Regions from separate parts of the Homo sapiens genome. Here region 2 is linked to region 1. A link is an interaction called in ENCODE POLR2A ChIA-PET data of the cell type or tissue named here. Cell type or tissue: B cell. All regions are shown on one strand.

Region 1 (8,000 bases):
TCTAGTTATTAGTGGCTTCTGGTATAATTCCTCGTACTGTAATCATATGACAATGATTAGTTCATTATAATTAACTACAATTGAACTTTGTTTAGTACTTTTAAAATCCCATCTACCTAGCTATAATAAATCTATTGACTATATACTATTTAACAGTTACTATGCTAGACACTGTATAAAAAACAAAACACCACCAATAAAAGTGTTTGCCCCAAAAGAGATCACAATCTAACTGTCAAGACAAATATACCCAACAAAATAGGTGATAACTGCTATCAGGAAATATCAAATATGCTGGGCACAGTGGCTCACACCTGTAATCCTAGCACTTTGGGAGGCAGGGGCAGGTGTGTCACTTGGACTCAGGAATTTGAGACCAGCCTGGGCAACATGGTGAAACCCCATCTCTACCAAAAATACAAAAAAAAAAAAAATGAGCCCAGCATGGTGGTGCACACCTGTAGTCCCATCTACTTGGGAGGCTAAACTACGAGGATCACTTGAGTGCAGGAGGTTGAGACTGCAGTGAGCTGAGACAGCGTCACTGCACTCCAGCCTGGGTGACAATGTGAGGAGACTCTGTCTCAAAAAAAAAAACACAAAGAAATATCAAATGCTATACAAACACATTCCATCTAGGAAGACACAGCTAGCAACATTTCCTGCTTCTCTTCCTTGATGTTTAATTTCTTTCTTCCTATATTTCCCACAAATAACATTTTTTCCAAATTATTTACCTAAGAAAACCTTAATCATCCAACAAGTAATTCCTCTGTAATACGTATGTTATTGGCTAAATACAGCAATCCAGATCTATATCTATGTGTTAAAGTAGTCACAGTCTAATTTATCTTGAACTTATTAGGGAAGTACATAACAACCATTGTTAAAATTTTATCAGCCATACCCATCAAGATTCCGGATTAAATGTTAAAAATAAATGAAATCACAAACAAGTGAGCAAGAGGCTATAAAAAATGACCATCAATCCAATCAAGACAAATGTGAATTTAAAAAATAAAAAGTTAAAGAATGACCACTAAGATCTTAAGAGGAAACACACAGAACTTATGGAAATAAAAAATATAACCTAATGGTAAAAATTCAATAGATGGACTAAAAAGCGTATCTCTTCAAACACTGCTAAGGAGAACTAAAGGACAGACTATAGTGAACATAACTACAGCTAGAGGAGACATTTAAAAGAGAATACTATGAACAACTTTATGCAATAAATATGAAGCACAGACAAAATGGACATACGCCTAGAAAAATACAAACTCAAAATTGATTCAAGAATAATTAGAAGGCTGGGTACAGTGGCTCACACCTGTAATGCCAACACTTTGGGAGGCTGAGATGAGAGGATCACTTAAGCCCAGGAGTTTGAGATCAACCTGGGCAACATAGTGAGACTTCATCTCTACAAAAACAAAACAACAACAAAAAAACTAGGCCAAGCATAGCGGCATGCGCCTATAGTCCCAACAGCTTGGAAGGCTAAGGTAGGAGGATTGCTTGAGCCTGGGAGGTGGATGGTGCAGCAAAGTGAGATCACACCACTGCACTCCGACCTGGGTGACAGAGCGAGACCCTGTCTCAAAAAAAAAAGGATAATCAGAAAGCCTGAACAGCACTATGACTAATAAAGGAAGAAAAAATAAAATAAACTTCCCCCTCTTCCCCCCACCGGCACACACACAAACTAGGTCTAAAAGTTGTAAAAGCAAGGTCTACCAAACTTTCAGGAAACAAGTAAATCCAGTATCACACAAATTCTTCCAGAGAATAGAAAAGGAGGAAATACACCCCCCAAGTCATTTTATGAGGCCAGTATAATCTGGATACCAAAACCAGACAAGAACATTATTAAAAAATGAAAATTACAGGCCAATTTCACTAATAAACATACATGAAAAGAGTCCATATGCAAAATATTAACAAACAGAATCCAGAATCCAACAGTATATAAAAATATACATTATGACCAATATGTCCCAGAAATTCAGGAACAGAATATATAGACTTTTTTAAAATTATAAATATAATTCACCATATGAACAGACTAAAGAAAAACACTATAAGAGATATGGAAAAAGGATAAGAAAATGTCACATTTGTCTTAAAAAAAAAAAAACTATAGCAAACAACACTTTTTACAGTGAAACTCATTAAAATCAAGAACAAGTATGTATGTCTACTATTACCATATTTATTCAACATTACATTGGAGGTCCTAGTTAATTTAATAAGAAAATAAAGTGGTATACAAATTTTTAAGAATATATTTGATATGATTATCTGCACAGGAAACAATATACATAATAATTATTGGAATTAGAATTCAGCAAGGTATTTGGATATAAAAGTCTACATAGTCCCCTCAACCTGTCGAAAAAATAAACAGCAAAAAAAAATACCACTTCTGTATAAAGCTATTAGAAAGCTTAAGTCAAATAAAAGACACCATTTACAACAGCAACAGCAAATATATGATATGCAGGACTAACTCTAGTAAAAATATATTCTAGACCTTTAGGGAAAGAAATAATTAAGCTTTAAACAGAGGCCAAAAAAAAAAAAAAAAAGGAAAACGTATATGAGTGTAAAAGCATTCTCTTCATGGATAGAATTGTCAAGGTATCAGTGCTCCCTTAACTGACCCAATTTAAATTTGTTTTAACATTACTGGGTTTTTCATAGAATTTGACAAGCTGAACCTAAAATTTATAAGCAAGAAAATAGCCAAGAAATTGTTTATAAGTGTAAGAGTCATGAGAATTTTTTTGTTTTGCTCAATGCCATTTTCCCAGCACCTAAAAAGTTCCTGGCACATAGCAGTTGTCTCCAATATATGTGCTGAATGAATTTTTGAATGAACACAGCAGGGAAACTTATCCTACCCTCTACGAAATTTAGAATGGAAATGACACAAGAATAGGCAAAAAAGACAAATGGAACAAAACAGAAGGCCTAAAAATAAATCCACATGAATGAAATTCGATATATAAATAGAAGAGCAGATCATAGGGGAAGCATAGAACAGTACTCAAAAAGTGATGCTGGGATAACTAGTTTATGCATGTGGAAAAAAGCGAGATTGAGGGGAGAGATTATAAAGGGTTCATAAATCTCTAAGCACAGCCTGTATTATCTCTAGATTCTTCCTAGCAAAGCCTCACAAGTTTTACATTAAGATGCTATTCTAATTGAGAAAATATATAGTACCTCACCTGGAATGGTAATGCACAATAATATAAACACTTACTGCATGTTAGCTATCATCGTATCTGAGCCCTCAAACTTACCCTGATGTGAAGCCTTGCTTCACCACTTCCCAGCTTTGTCATTGGAGAAGTTACTTGAATTCACCTTGTCTTACCACAAAATGAGCTTGCACTAGCACTTACCTCAGCAAGAGTACTGTTGGGAGTTTCTTTTAATCCTTTTAGTATTTTTTTTTTTTTTTTTTTGAGACAGAGTCTCGCTCTGTCGCCCACGCTGGAGTGCAGTGGCGCGATCTTGGCTCACTGCAAGCTCTGCCTCCCGGGTTCATGCCATTCTCCTGCCTCAGCCTCCTGGGACTACAGGCGCCTGCCACGACGCCTGGCTTTTTGTATTTTTAGCAGAGAGGGGGTTTCACCTTGTTAGCCAGAATGGTCTCGATCTCCTGACCTCGTGATCCTCCCGCCTTGGCCTCCCAAAGTGCTGGGATTACAGGCGTGAGCCACCGTGCCCGGCTTCCTTTCAATATTTTTATTTTAGAATGGCATTAAGTTTGTAGATTAACAATTAGAATTGACACTGTTAAGAATCTGAATTTTCAGATCTGGAAATATAGTATGCTTTTCTGTTTAAGTCTTTGTCTTAAAAAAATTTAATGTTTGCTTTAAAATTTTGTATGGAAGACTGTAAAAAAAAATTTAACACACATTTTTTAAGTGTGTAGAAGTAGTCTTTTTGTTTGCTATTCTAAAAGGGGTGTCTTCTTCCATTGTATCTTCTACTTGATTTGTAAAAACTCTAAGTATTACATAAAATACTGTCCAATTGTGGAATGCAGTAGAGGCTGGGGAATGAGCAGCAACTGATAGCATTTTGAAGGAGGATCAAGTCTGGAATCTCACTATGCTTCTCTCATCTCCTTCCTTGAATTTAAGATGTTTTTTAAGAATATTACAGAATAGCATTCAGCAAAACATGGACGTGTACTAGAACCCCTTTGAGAGAACTTGGTTTTTTATTCTTGAATGGTGCTAAAAAGTGACCTTATTATCCCATAGCATGGAATCCAAAAATAGTAGTAAAGAAGGCTTCCACAGAATATGTGCAAATCTGAAAATCTCAGGGCATGTACCTAATGCTATATTTATTTTTCACAAAACCGGAAATAGTGACAGCTTAAAACAAGTAACTAGACTGTTATATAGCTTTTAAAATGCTGCTGCTATTGTGTAATTTTTAGCATTTTGTATATTGAATTTCTATGCCAGGAAGTATGCCACTGTTAACTATTTTACATGATGCCTAAATTTTATTTTAAATAAAAAGTTATCACACATATCAAACTCAACTACACAAATTGTTATACTAAAACATTTCAGGAAATATGTGCTTTCTAACGCTAATGAAGTTTTAGAAAAGATTGTAAATATACAAACATAAAATAAACAAGTATCACCAATTCTGAAATTTGTTAAATCAGTAAAAGAATTTTAAGGGGTAAAAGTTCTATATCTTTATACCAGCTGACTTGACAAAATTAAGAGTTCCAGTAAGAGCAAAATGTTGTCCTCTATTTGGGAGGGGGAGGGGACAGGGCACTGAGCAATCAAGCAGTTAAAACTCCTATGTCGTATCTTAAATCACTTATAACATCAAAAAGAAAGTAAACATTTCAATCCTATTAAGAATATGATTTTGGCCGGGCGCGGTGGCTCACGCCTGTAATCCCAGCACTTTGGGAGGCCGAGGCGGGCGGATCACGAGGTCAGGAGATCGAGACCATCCCGGCTAAAACGGTGAAACCCCGTCTCTACTAAAAATACAAAAAAATTAGCCGGGCGTAGTGGCGGGCGCCTGTAGTCCCAGCTACTTGGCAGGCTGAGGCAGGAGAATGGCGTGAACCCGGGAGGCGGAGCTTGCAGTGAGCCGAGATCCCGCCACTGCACTCCAGCCTGGGCAACAGAGCGAGACTCTGTCTCAAAAAAAAAAAAAAAAAAAAAAGAATATGATTTTGCTATTCTGTTCTGCTGTGGAAAACTAAGTAGTCACTTGTTTAAAAACTAAGATGAAGCAGACATAGCATAAACCAATTAAAATTAAATCAAAACAACAGTTTTAAGATGCAATATGCATACATGAATTTCTTAACAGATTATTATAGTTAAAATACCACTGAGTGTACTCACTTCAAGTGGTGTGTAAAAATAAAAATAGCTGAAGAGAGGATGGTCAAACCTCAAAACAAGTACTATAACCACCACCCAAAAATGCAAAATAAAGGAAGTTGTCTTCTTCAGAGTTAAGAGGAGGGGAAAAAATCTTTCTACTTACACATTGGGAGGAAGTGGGGATGGAGAGAAAGAAAAACAATTCCATGCCCTTCCTAAATGTTTAAGAACAAATGCAATTTATGTTACCTTCAGAAGCATTTTATCAGTACCCACAAAATTGCCTTTTAATTTGTACTAGTAAACTTACATTGCCTGAGCATCTTTCTCTACCCCCCTTTCTCTTCACTTGATTTCATGTGAAAGTCAAATTATTTGTATGACTGCTACCAGAATTTTAATAAAAATTGACACAACATAACCCAAACAATATAAATTTTCCCCTATTTAGCCAGACTCTAAATGCTTTAGGGAAAAAGAAAAACGTGCAGTACATAATTTAATTAGGTTCCAACAACTCTTCACAGATTCATATATACTTCTCACCTGTAACAACTCAATAGAGAAAAAAAATTCAAGGATGAAAAGGTTTTATTTACTTCTTTCCATACGGCAGGTAATGAGAATGGATGTTGTCTCTTACAAGACACAGGTCAAACATAGGAAAGCATGGAGGAAAAAACACAAAGAAGCCAAACTTAGACCAAATGTAGCTGTGACAAAGTTAAATGGCTTCATTAGAGAAAAAAAAGTCTTGACAGGATTTTCTAAAAATAAAATCTACCACTGTAGTGCTTACAAAGTACATAAGGCTAACAGTAAAGAGTGAGAAAAATGGCCAGGCGCGGTGGCTCATGCCTATAATTCTCGCACTTTTGGAGGCCGAGGCAGGCGGATCACCTGAGGTCAGGAGTTCGAGACCAGCCTGACCAACATGGAGAAACCCATCTCTACTAAAAATACAAAATTAGCCAGGTGTGGTGGTGCATGCCTGTAATCCCAGCTACTCGGGAGGCTGAGGCAGGAGAATCACTTGAACCCAGGAGGTGGAGGTTGCAGTGAGCCAAGATCGCACCATTGTACTCCAGCCTGGGCAAGAAGAGCAAAACTCCAACTCAAAAAAAAAAAAAAAAAAAAAGAGTGAGAAAAAATAATGTAGCAAATTTAGTCAAGCCAGGAAGACACGTGTAAAAACAATATCAAACATGGTAAAATTTATTTGGCAAGAGCTATAGTAAAATTTTAAGATGCCATTAGGCAACAGTAAAAATAATATTTAGGCAACAAAAAAGTATAAATCAATGTAAAAGCTTAGAAACACTAGAAGAAAAACAGCTATAGTATGTAAAGTAGTAAAAAATATATACATGACACAAAGTAATGACTAAAATTAATGCAGATGCAATACACATACACCAATTTTTTTTTTTTTCAACAAGAGTTTCGCTCTTGTTGCCCAGACTGGAGTGCAATGGCGTGACCTCTGCTCACCGCAACCTCCACCTTCTGGGTTCAAGCAATCCTCCTGGCTCAGCCTCCCCAGTAGCTGGGATTAGAGGCATGCGCCACTATGCCCAGCTAACTTTGTATTTTTAGTAGAGACAGGGTTTCTCCATGTTGGTCAGGCTGGTCTCAAACTGCCAACCTCAGGTGATCCACCGGCCTCGGCCTCCCAAAGTGCTGGGATTACAAGTGTGAGCAACTATGCCCGGCACATACACCAAATTTTATATATATGTGTGTGTGTGTGTGTGTGTGTGTGTATATATATATATATATACACACACACATATATATGTATATACACACACATATACATACACACACACACACACACACACACACACACGCATATACATATATATATATATTTTTTTTGAGATGGAGTTTCACTCCTGTTGTCCAGGCTGGAGTCCAATGGCGCGATCTCAGCTCACTGCAACCTCCCTTCGCCTCCCAGGTTCAAGGGATTCTCCTGCCTCAGCCTCCCAAGTAGCTGGGATTATAGGCATGAGCCCCCACACCCAGCTAATTTTGTATTTTTAGTAAAGATGGGGTTTCACCATGTTGGTCAGGCTGGTCTCAAACTCCTGACCTCAAGTGATCCACCCGCCTCAGCTTCCCAAAGTGCTAAGATTACAGGCACAAGCCACCACGTGGGGCCAAAATTATATATTTTAAAGCAGAGATAGATCAAACACAAAATGAATCAAGTTAGGCTTTTAGACCCCTCGCATACACAGATACCTTTTCTTATTCTAAACAAATATTCACATGTGCATAATCTTGTATTTTCTTTCCTAAAGAGGGTCCTCAAAATTATATAAGCTGTAGGTCCCCTCAACACCTGGATCTGATTCCTGCAGTAAACAGCAAAAACATACCTTTTCTAATGTCTAAAACTTGCCAATTTCTGGCCATGATGCCAAAAGTAAAATAGAACAAAAAAGCAGAAATCAACAAAGACTTAAATTTTAAATATATAATAAAAATTCACATGATGAAAGGACACATTTTAAATTAGGAAATTAAAAACAGGGCCAGGCACAGTGGCCCATGCCTGTAATCCCTGCACTTCAGGAGGCCAAGGTGAGACAGTCACCTGAG
Region 2 (8,000 bases), 270 kb after region 1:
ATGAGGTACCTAGAGTAGTCAAACTGATAGAGAAAGTAGAATGTTGGTTGCTAGGAGTTGTGGGGATGGGAAGATGGGAAGTTATTTAATGGGTAGAGTTTCAGATCTGCAAGATGAAAAGAGTTCTAGTGATGGATGGTGGTGATGGCTTGCACCACAATGTGAATGTACTTTACTAACTGCACATTCAACACGGTTAAGATAGCAAATTTTCATTTTGTGTTTTTTACCAGAACTTAAAAAGAAAAACAGGGTTTTTTTTGTTTGTTTGTTAGTTTTCAAAAGAGTCACAGGACAAAACAAGGTGAGAATGGTCTCATGAAAACCAAAAAAACAGAGTGTTTCTAGAATGAAGGATTCATTGAATGCTGCTAAGAAAAAGATGAGATGAGGAATGAAAACATCAGTGGGACTAATGAACAGGGGCATCACTGCTGAAAAAATACAATGTCTTTAAGATGTAGAAGTGGGGTTGAAACCACATTGAAATGGGTAACACTCTCTTCTTCCTTATCTGGGAATGAGTTGGTTGTTGGTGATCATCAGTCTGATCCACTCCAAGAGAGATCGTAGCGGGGTCCAGTCTGTGCTCCCCTGGGATCGTTTGCCATGGCTAGAAGTTAAAACTACACAAACGCAAGATCAAAACCCGAGACCCGCACGCCCAGATGACCGGGACGAGGCCATACTTCACATCTTCTCTCACAGACTCACAATTAGGCAATGGTTACCTCAAACGACTTTATATGGCGGACACCCCAGTGAGAGGTGACAGTGTGCTGGCAGTCCTCACAGTTCTCGCTCGCTCTAGGCGCCTCCTCTGCCTGGGCTCCCACTTTAGCGGCACTTGAGGAGCCCTTCAGCCCACCACTGCACTGTGGGAGCCCCTTTCTGGGCTGGGCAAGGCCAGAGCCGGCTCCCTCAGCTTGCAGTGGAGGGAGAGGCGCGAGCGGGAACCGGGGCTGCGTGCAGCGCTTGCGGGCCAGCTGGAGTTCCAGGTGGGCATGGGCTTGGTGGGCCTGCACTCGGAGCAGCCGGCCGGCCCTGCCGGCCCTGGGCAGTGAGGGACTTGGCACCCAGGCCAGTGGCTGCAGAGGGTGTACTCTGGGTCCCCCAGCAGTGCCAGCCCACCGGCGCTACGCTCAATTTCTCACCCAACCTTAGCTGGCTTCCCGAGGGGCAGGGCTCAGGACCTGCAGCCCGCCATGCCTGAGCCTCCCACCCACTCTGTGGGTTCCTGGGCAGCTGGAGCCTCCCCGATGAGTGCCGCCCCCTGCTCCAGGGCGCCCAGTCCCATTGACCACCCAAGGGCTGAGGAGTGTGGGCGCACGGCACTGGGACTGGCAGGCAGTTCCACCTGCAGCCCCAGTGTGGGATTCACTGGGTGAAGCCAGCTGGGTTCCTGAGTCTGGCGGGGCCTTGGAGAGTCTTTATATCTAGCTCAGGGATTGTAAACATACCAATCAGCACCCTGTGTCTAGCTCAGGGTTTGTGAGTGCACCAATCGACACTCTGTATCTAGCTGCTCTGGGGCCTCGGAGAACCTGTGTGTCCATACTCTGTATCTAACTAATCTGATGGGGAGGTGGAGAACCTTTGTATCTAGCTCAGGGATTGTAAAGGCACCAATCAGCGCCCTGTTAAAACAGGCCACTTGGCTCTACCAATCAGCAGGATGTGGGTGGGGCCAGATAAGAGAATAAAAGCAGGCTGCCCCAGCCAGCAGTGGCAACCCGCTCGGGTCCCCTTCCACACTGTGGAAGGTTTGTTCTTTTGGTCTTTGCAATAAATCTTGCTACTGCTCACTCTTTAGGTCCACGCTGCTTTTATGAGCTGTAACACTCACTGCGAAGATCTGCAGCTTCACTCCTGAGCCCAGCGAGACCATGAGCCCACCGGGAGGAAGGAACAACTCCAGACATGCTGCCTTAAGAGCTGTAACACTCACTGCGAAGGTCTGCAGCTTCACTCCTGAGCCAGTGAGACCACGAACCCGCCACAAGGAAGAAACTCTGAACACATCATCTGAACATCAGAAGGAACAAACTCCAGACGCGCCACCTTAACAGCTGTAACACTCACCGCGAGGGTCCGCGGCTTCATTCTTGAAGTCAGTGAGACCAAGAACCCACCAATTCCGGACACACCAGGACCTTCCGCTGCTCGCTCCTCCTCGTCCCTTCTACCCGCTGGGGTCAGCCTCATCGACCCCGTCTCAACTCTGACACAGTCTCTCTCTCTCTCTCTCTCTCTATATATATATATATATATTTTTTTTTTAGATGGAGTCTCGCTTTGCTCCCCAGGCTGGAGTGCAGTGGTGCAATCTCTGCTCACTGCAAGCTCCACCTCCTGGTTTCACGCCATTCTCCTGCCTCAGCGTCCCAAGTAGCTGGGACTACAGGCGCCCGCCACCACACCCTGCTAATTTTTTGTATTTTTAGTAGAGACGGGGTTTCACCGTGTTAGCCAGGATGGTCTCAACCTCCTGACCTTGTGATCCGCCCGCCTGGGCCTCCCAAAGTGCTGGGATTACAGGCATGAGTCACTGTGCCCGGCCAGGGCAGATATTCTTGTAGAATTTTGTTTCTTGCTTTATCCCTGGTGCCTAAAACAATTTGTGGTATACAGTAAGTACTCAATAAACATTTTTTGAATGAATGACTGAATAAATGGATAAATAATTCCAGTCTCCTCATATCTCAGGTCTCAGATAAAATGCCTTCCTCAGAAATGCCTTTCCTAATCCTCCTATCTAAAACAGCCCTTCTCATCCTAGTTGTGCTTTATAATATCATTATGTTTTACTTTTCTCATATTACTTGTCATTATCTGAAATTATTCTATTTATTTACTTGCTTATTGTCTTCCTCCTCCCTCCTCCATTAGAATGTAGGCTCCTTGAGACCTGGGCCCTTGACACAATAATTGTTAAATGAGTGAATGTACAAAACACTGTGTTGAAAGCCTCAGATGAATTATCTCACCCACTTCTCATAGCAACCCCAATTAAATAGTACCATAGAATTCCCTTATCTCAAATGAGAAAACAGAGCTTTAAAGAGCTTACATAGCTAGAAAGTGGCAGAGCCCAGATTTGAACACAGGCATTTTGATTCCAGGACTCATTCTGAGTTAGTTTACGTAACTGAAGACTTCTGAGAGCCTTGTATATCTACAATCTGCAAGAGAAGGAAAGCATCTACAACGCTGCCCAAATTTACCTGACCACAGAAGCTTCTTCTTTGTGGGAAGTTCCTAGAATTTTATGGATATACTTTTGAAAATGCTTCCATAAGGTTCTAGCCCTTTTGACTTGGAAGTTGTTAGAGCTTTCTTTACAGGTCTAACATAACTTCATTGTAATTCAAGGCATGTCACCTAACATGCCTAAGAGCCATGGTGGGAAGAAGGAAGAGAGGTCTGCTGAATGGAAAAGCAAAGACATTCCGGGGTTACTGTCAAAGAAAGTAATAGAGGAGGAAAAATGAGAGAGAGAGAGAGAGAGAGAGAGAGAGAGAGAGAGAGAGAGAGAGAGCGCCAGCCCTAATGTGTGGTCCTAATAAGAGAAAGGCACAAAGATCGGCTTTCTTTCAGCAAAATCTGTGACTATTCAGTATGTGGTCCTGGGTAAGGCAGCAGAAAGTTAATTTTGGCATGTAAATCTCCAGTGGGTGAGTAGACATTGGTGTTGTTTACTCAAAATTCATTCTCTTTCTTCCTCTTTTCTAACAGAACACTGTATCTTGCCTTGTAATTCACCCTCAGGCCCTTAGCCTGTGCTTCCCTAAGCCAATTGCTCCCCTCACCAGTAAATGCTGTAGGAATGAATAGGTTGCCTTACGCAGTTGTGGTCAGTGAGACATAAAGGCAAGTCTGCCTGGGGACTTCTAGGAAAGGTTTACCTCTTCATGGAAAAGAGGCACATAGGAAGAGATGTTGGACAAAGCTAATGTTAATAATGAGAATGGCAGAGCTGAAGAATGGAAAGAACCTGATTCATGATGACATTCCTTGGCCAACCTACATTCTCATCTGGACTTCTTCTTATGTGAAGTAATAAATGTTTCTTATTATTAAAGCAATTTTCTTAAGTTTTTCTGTTACTGGTGACCAAAGCATCTCAACTGATATAGTTAGGAAATAGAACCCCTCATATCCCCTCCATATGTTCACACAGGTCAGAGTGTGAGCATTTGGAAGGAGCACTACAACAGTGGGAAGTCCAAATAGAGAGATCTACATCTCTGCAGTAAAAGATACTAATAAGCTTGATAAATTGTTGGCACAGGGAAGGGGGGGGTTCAGCTTTACATTTCCATCATGTCTAGACCAAGACATGTAGGTTCCCATGCAAAAAAACATTTCGTACTCCTTTAACCCAATATTCAGTAAATAAGTGTTCAATATTGATTTAATGGGGATGAGAATATCTGATTTTCTGTTAATCAAAATTGTAGATGTCTTTCCTTGTGTTTTAAATAAGAGATTTACCACATATATTGACCATAATACAACATTTTAACTTACTTGGAATTATTTTTCCATAGCACAATGTTAGCTTCTAGTTATCATTCATATTACAGTTAAAGGTAACTTATATGGGTCTACTTATGGGTTGAAAAAATGCATAACGTTTCTTTTTTTTATTATACTTTAATTTCTAGGGTACATGTTCACAACGTGCAGGTTTGATACATAGGTATACATGTGCCATGTTGGTTTGCTGCACTCATCAACTCATCATTTACATTAGGTAATTCTCCTAATGCTATCCCTCCCCCAGCCCCCAACCCCCAACAGGCCCCAATGTGTGATGTTCCCCACCCTGTGTCCAAGTGATCTCATTGTTCAATTCCCACCTATGGGTGAGAACACGCACTGTTTGATTTTCTATCCTTATGACAGTTTGCTGAGAATGGTTTCCAGCTTCATTCACGTCCCTGCAAAGGACATGAACTCATCCTTTTTTATGGCTGCATAGTATTCCATGGTGTATATGTGCCACATTTTCTTAATCCAGTCTATCATTGATGGACATTTGGGTTGGTTCCAAGTCTTTGCTATTGTGAATAGTGCCACAATAAACATACGTGTGCATGTGTCTTTACAGTAGCATTATTTACAATCCTTGAGGTATATACCCAGTAATGGGATTGCTGGGTCAAATGGTAATTCTAGTTCTAGATCCTTGAGGAATCACCACACTGTCTTCTACAATGGTTGAACTAATTTACACTCCCACCAACGGTGTAAAAGCATTATTTCTCCACATCCTCTCCAGCATCTGCTGTTTCCTGACTTTTTAATGACTGCCATACTAACTAGCATGAGATGGTATCTCATTGTGGTTTTGATTTGCATTTCTCTGATGACCAGTGATGATGAGCATTTTTTCATGTGTCTGTTGGCTGCATAGATGTCTTCTTTGCAGAAGTGTCTGTTCATATCCTTTACCCACTTTTTGATGTTTTTTTCTTGTAAATTTGTTTGAGTTCTTTGTAGATTCTGGATATTAGCCCTTTGTCAGATAGGTAGATTGTAAAAATTTTCTCCCATTCTGTAGGTTGACTGTTACTCTGATGGTAGTTTCTTTTGCTGTGCAGAAGCTCTTGAGTTTAATTAGATCTCATTTGTCAATTTTGGCTTTTGCTGCCATTGCTTTTGGTGTTTTAGTCATGAAGTCCTTGCCCATGCCTATGTCCTGAATGGTATTGCCTAGGTTTTCTTCTAGGGTTTTTATGGTTTTAGGTCTAACAGTTAAGTCTTTAATCCATCTTGAATTAATTTTTGTATAAGGTGTAAGGGAGGGATCCAGTTTCAGCTTTCTATATATGGCTAGCCAGTTTTCCCAGCACCATTTATGAAATAGAGAAATCCTTTCCCTATTGCTTGTTTTTGTCAGGTTTGTCAAAGATCAGATGGTTGTAGATGTGTGGTATTATTTCTGAAGCCTCTGTTCTGTTCCATTGGTCTATGTCTCTGTTTTGGTACCAGTACCATGCTGTTTTGGTTACTGTTGGCTTGTAGTATAGTTTGAAGTCAGGTAGTGTGATGCCTCCAGCTTTGTTCTTTTGGCTTAGGATTGTCTTGGCAATAAGAGCTCTTTTTTGGTTCCATATGAACTTTAAAGTAATTTTTTCCAATTCTGTGAAGAACGTCATTGGTAGCTTGATGGAGATGGCATTGAATCTATAAATTACTTTGGGCATTATGGCCATTTTCATGATATTGAGTCTTCCTATCCATGAACATGGAATATTCTTCCATTTGCTTGTGTCCTCTTTTATTTCCTTGAGCAGTGGTTTGTAGTTCTCCTTGAAGAGGTCCTTCACGTCCCTTGTAAGTTGGATTGCTAGGTATTTTATTCTCTTTGTAGCAATTGTGAATGGGAGTTCACTCATGATTTGGCTCTCTGTTTGTCTTTTAATGGTGTATAGGAATGCTTGTGATGTTTGCACATTGATTTTGTATCCTGAGACTTTGCTGAAGTTGCTTATCAGCTTAAGGAGATTTTGGGCTGAGACGATGGGGTTTTCTAAATATACAATCATGTCATCTGCAAACAGGTACAATTTGACTTCCTCATTTCCTAATTGAATACCCTTTATTTCTTTCCCTTGACTGATTGCCCTGGCCAGAACTTCCAACGCTATGTTGAATAGGAGTGGTGAGAGAGGGCATCCCTGTCTTGTGCCAGTTTTCAAAGGGAATGCTTCCAGTTTTTGCCCATTCAGTATGATATTGGTTATGGGTTTGTCATAAATAGCTCTTATTATTTTGAAATACGTTCCATCAATACCTAGTTTATTGAAAGTTTTTAGCATGAAGGGCTGTTGAATTTTGTCGAAGGCCTTTTCTGCATCTATTGAGATAATCACGTGGTTTTTCTCCTTGGTTCTGTTTATGTGATGGAGTACGTTTATTGATTTGCGTATATTGAACCAGCCTTGCATCCCAGGGATGAAGCCAACTTGATCATGGTGGATAAGCCTTTTGATGTGCTGCTGGATTCGGTTTGCCAGTATTTTATTGAAGATTTTTGCATTGATGTTCATCAGGGATATTGGTCTAAAATTACTTTTTTTGTTGTGTCTGTGCCACGCTTTGGTATCAAGATGATGTTGGCCTCATAAAATGAATTAGGGAGGATTCCCTCTTTTTCTATTGATTGGAATAGTTTCAAAAGGAATGGTACCAGCTCTTCCTTGTACCTCTGGTAGAATTCGGTTGTGAATCCATCTGGTCCTGGACTTTTTTTGGTTGGTAGGCTATTAATTATTGCCTCAATTTCAGAGCCTGTTATTGGTCTATTCAGAGATTCAACTTCTTCCTGGTTTAGTCTTGGGAGGGTGTATGTGTCCAGGAATTTATCCAATTCTTCTAGATTTTCTAGTTTATTTGCGTAGAGGTGTTTATAGCATTCTCTGATGGTAGTTTGTATTTCTGTGGGATTGGTGGTGATATCCCCTTTATCATTTTTTATTGCATCTATTTGATTCTTCTCTTTTCTTCTTTATTAGTCTTGCTAGCGGTCTATCCTATCTATTTTGTTGATCTTTTTCAAAAAACCAGCCCCTAGATTCATTGACTTTTTGAAGGTTTTTTTGTGTCTCTATCTCTTTCAGTTCTGCTCTGATCTTAGTTATTTCTTGCCTTCTGCTAGCTTTTGAATGTGTTTGCTCTTGCTTCTCTAGTTCTTTTAATTGTGATGTTAGGGTGTTGTTTTTAGATATCTCCTGCTGTCTCTTGTGGGCATTTAGTGCTATATATTTCCCTCTACACACTGCTTTGAGTGTGTCCCAGAGATTCTGGTATGTTGTGTCTTTGTTCTCACTGGTTTCAAAAAACATCTTTATTTTTGCCTTCATTTCGTTATTTACCCAGTAGTCACTCAGGAGCAAGTTGTTCAGTTTCCATGTAGTTGTGTGGTTTTTAGTCATTTTCTTAGTCCTGAGTTCTAATTTGATTGCACTGTGGTCTGAGAGACAGTTTGTTAT

The links. ChIA-PET counts read pairs that join two places held together with the same protein. Peaks named below come from ENCODE experiments on the same cell type or tissue, not always from the same donor. Only the 100,000 strongest peaks of a DNase experiment are listed, where the experiment ranks them.
Region 2: POLR2A ChIA-PET joins it to region 1 with 8 read pairs; 1 of 35 experiments calls an interaction of 5 or more read pairs at or near these places.

The regions. Positions count from the first base shown.
Region 1 is chr11:14,321,857-14,329,856 of GRCh38, forward strand. The region is part of intron 1 of RRAS2 (RAS related 2); the gene reads right to left. Among named protein-coding and RNA genes, the nearest start is that of RRAS2, 33 kb to the right of the region's middle. RefSeq lists an enhancer at 1,454-1,533. In B cell, no CTCF peak of the experiment used is centred here; DNase peaks (open chromatin) are centred at 1,626, 3,355, 4,812 and 5,495; H3K4me3 peaks cover 4,966 bases; H3K27ac peaks cover 6,966 bases.
Region 2 is chr11:14,590,125-14,598,124 of GRCh38, forward strand. It overlaps a transcript of PSMA1 not described here. Among named protein-coding and RNA genes, the nearest start is that of PDE3B, 50 kb to the right of the region's middle. In B cell, no CTCF peak of the experiment used is centred here; a DNase peak (open chromatin) is centred at 3,847.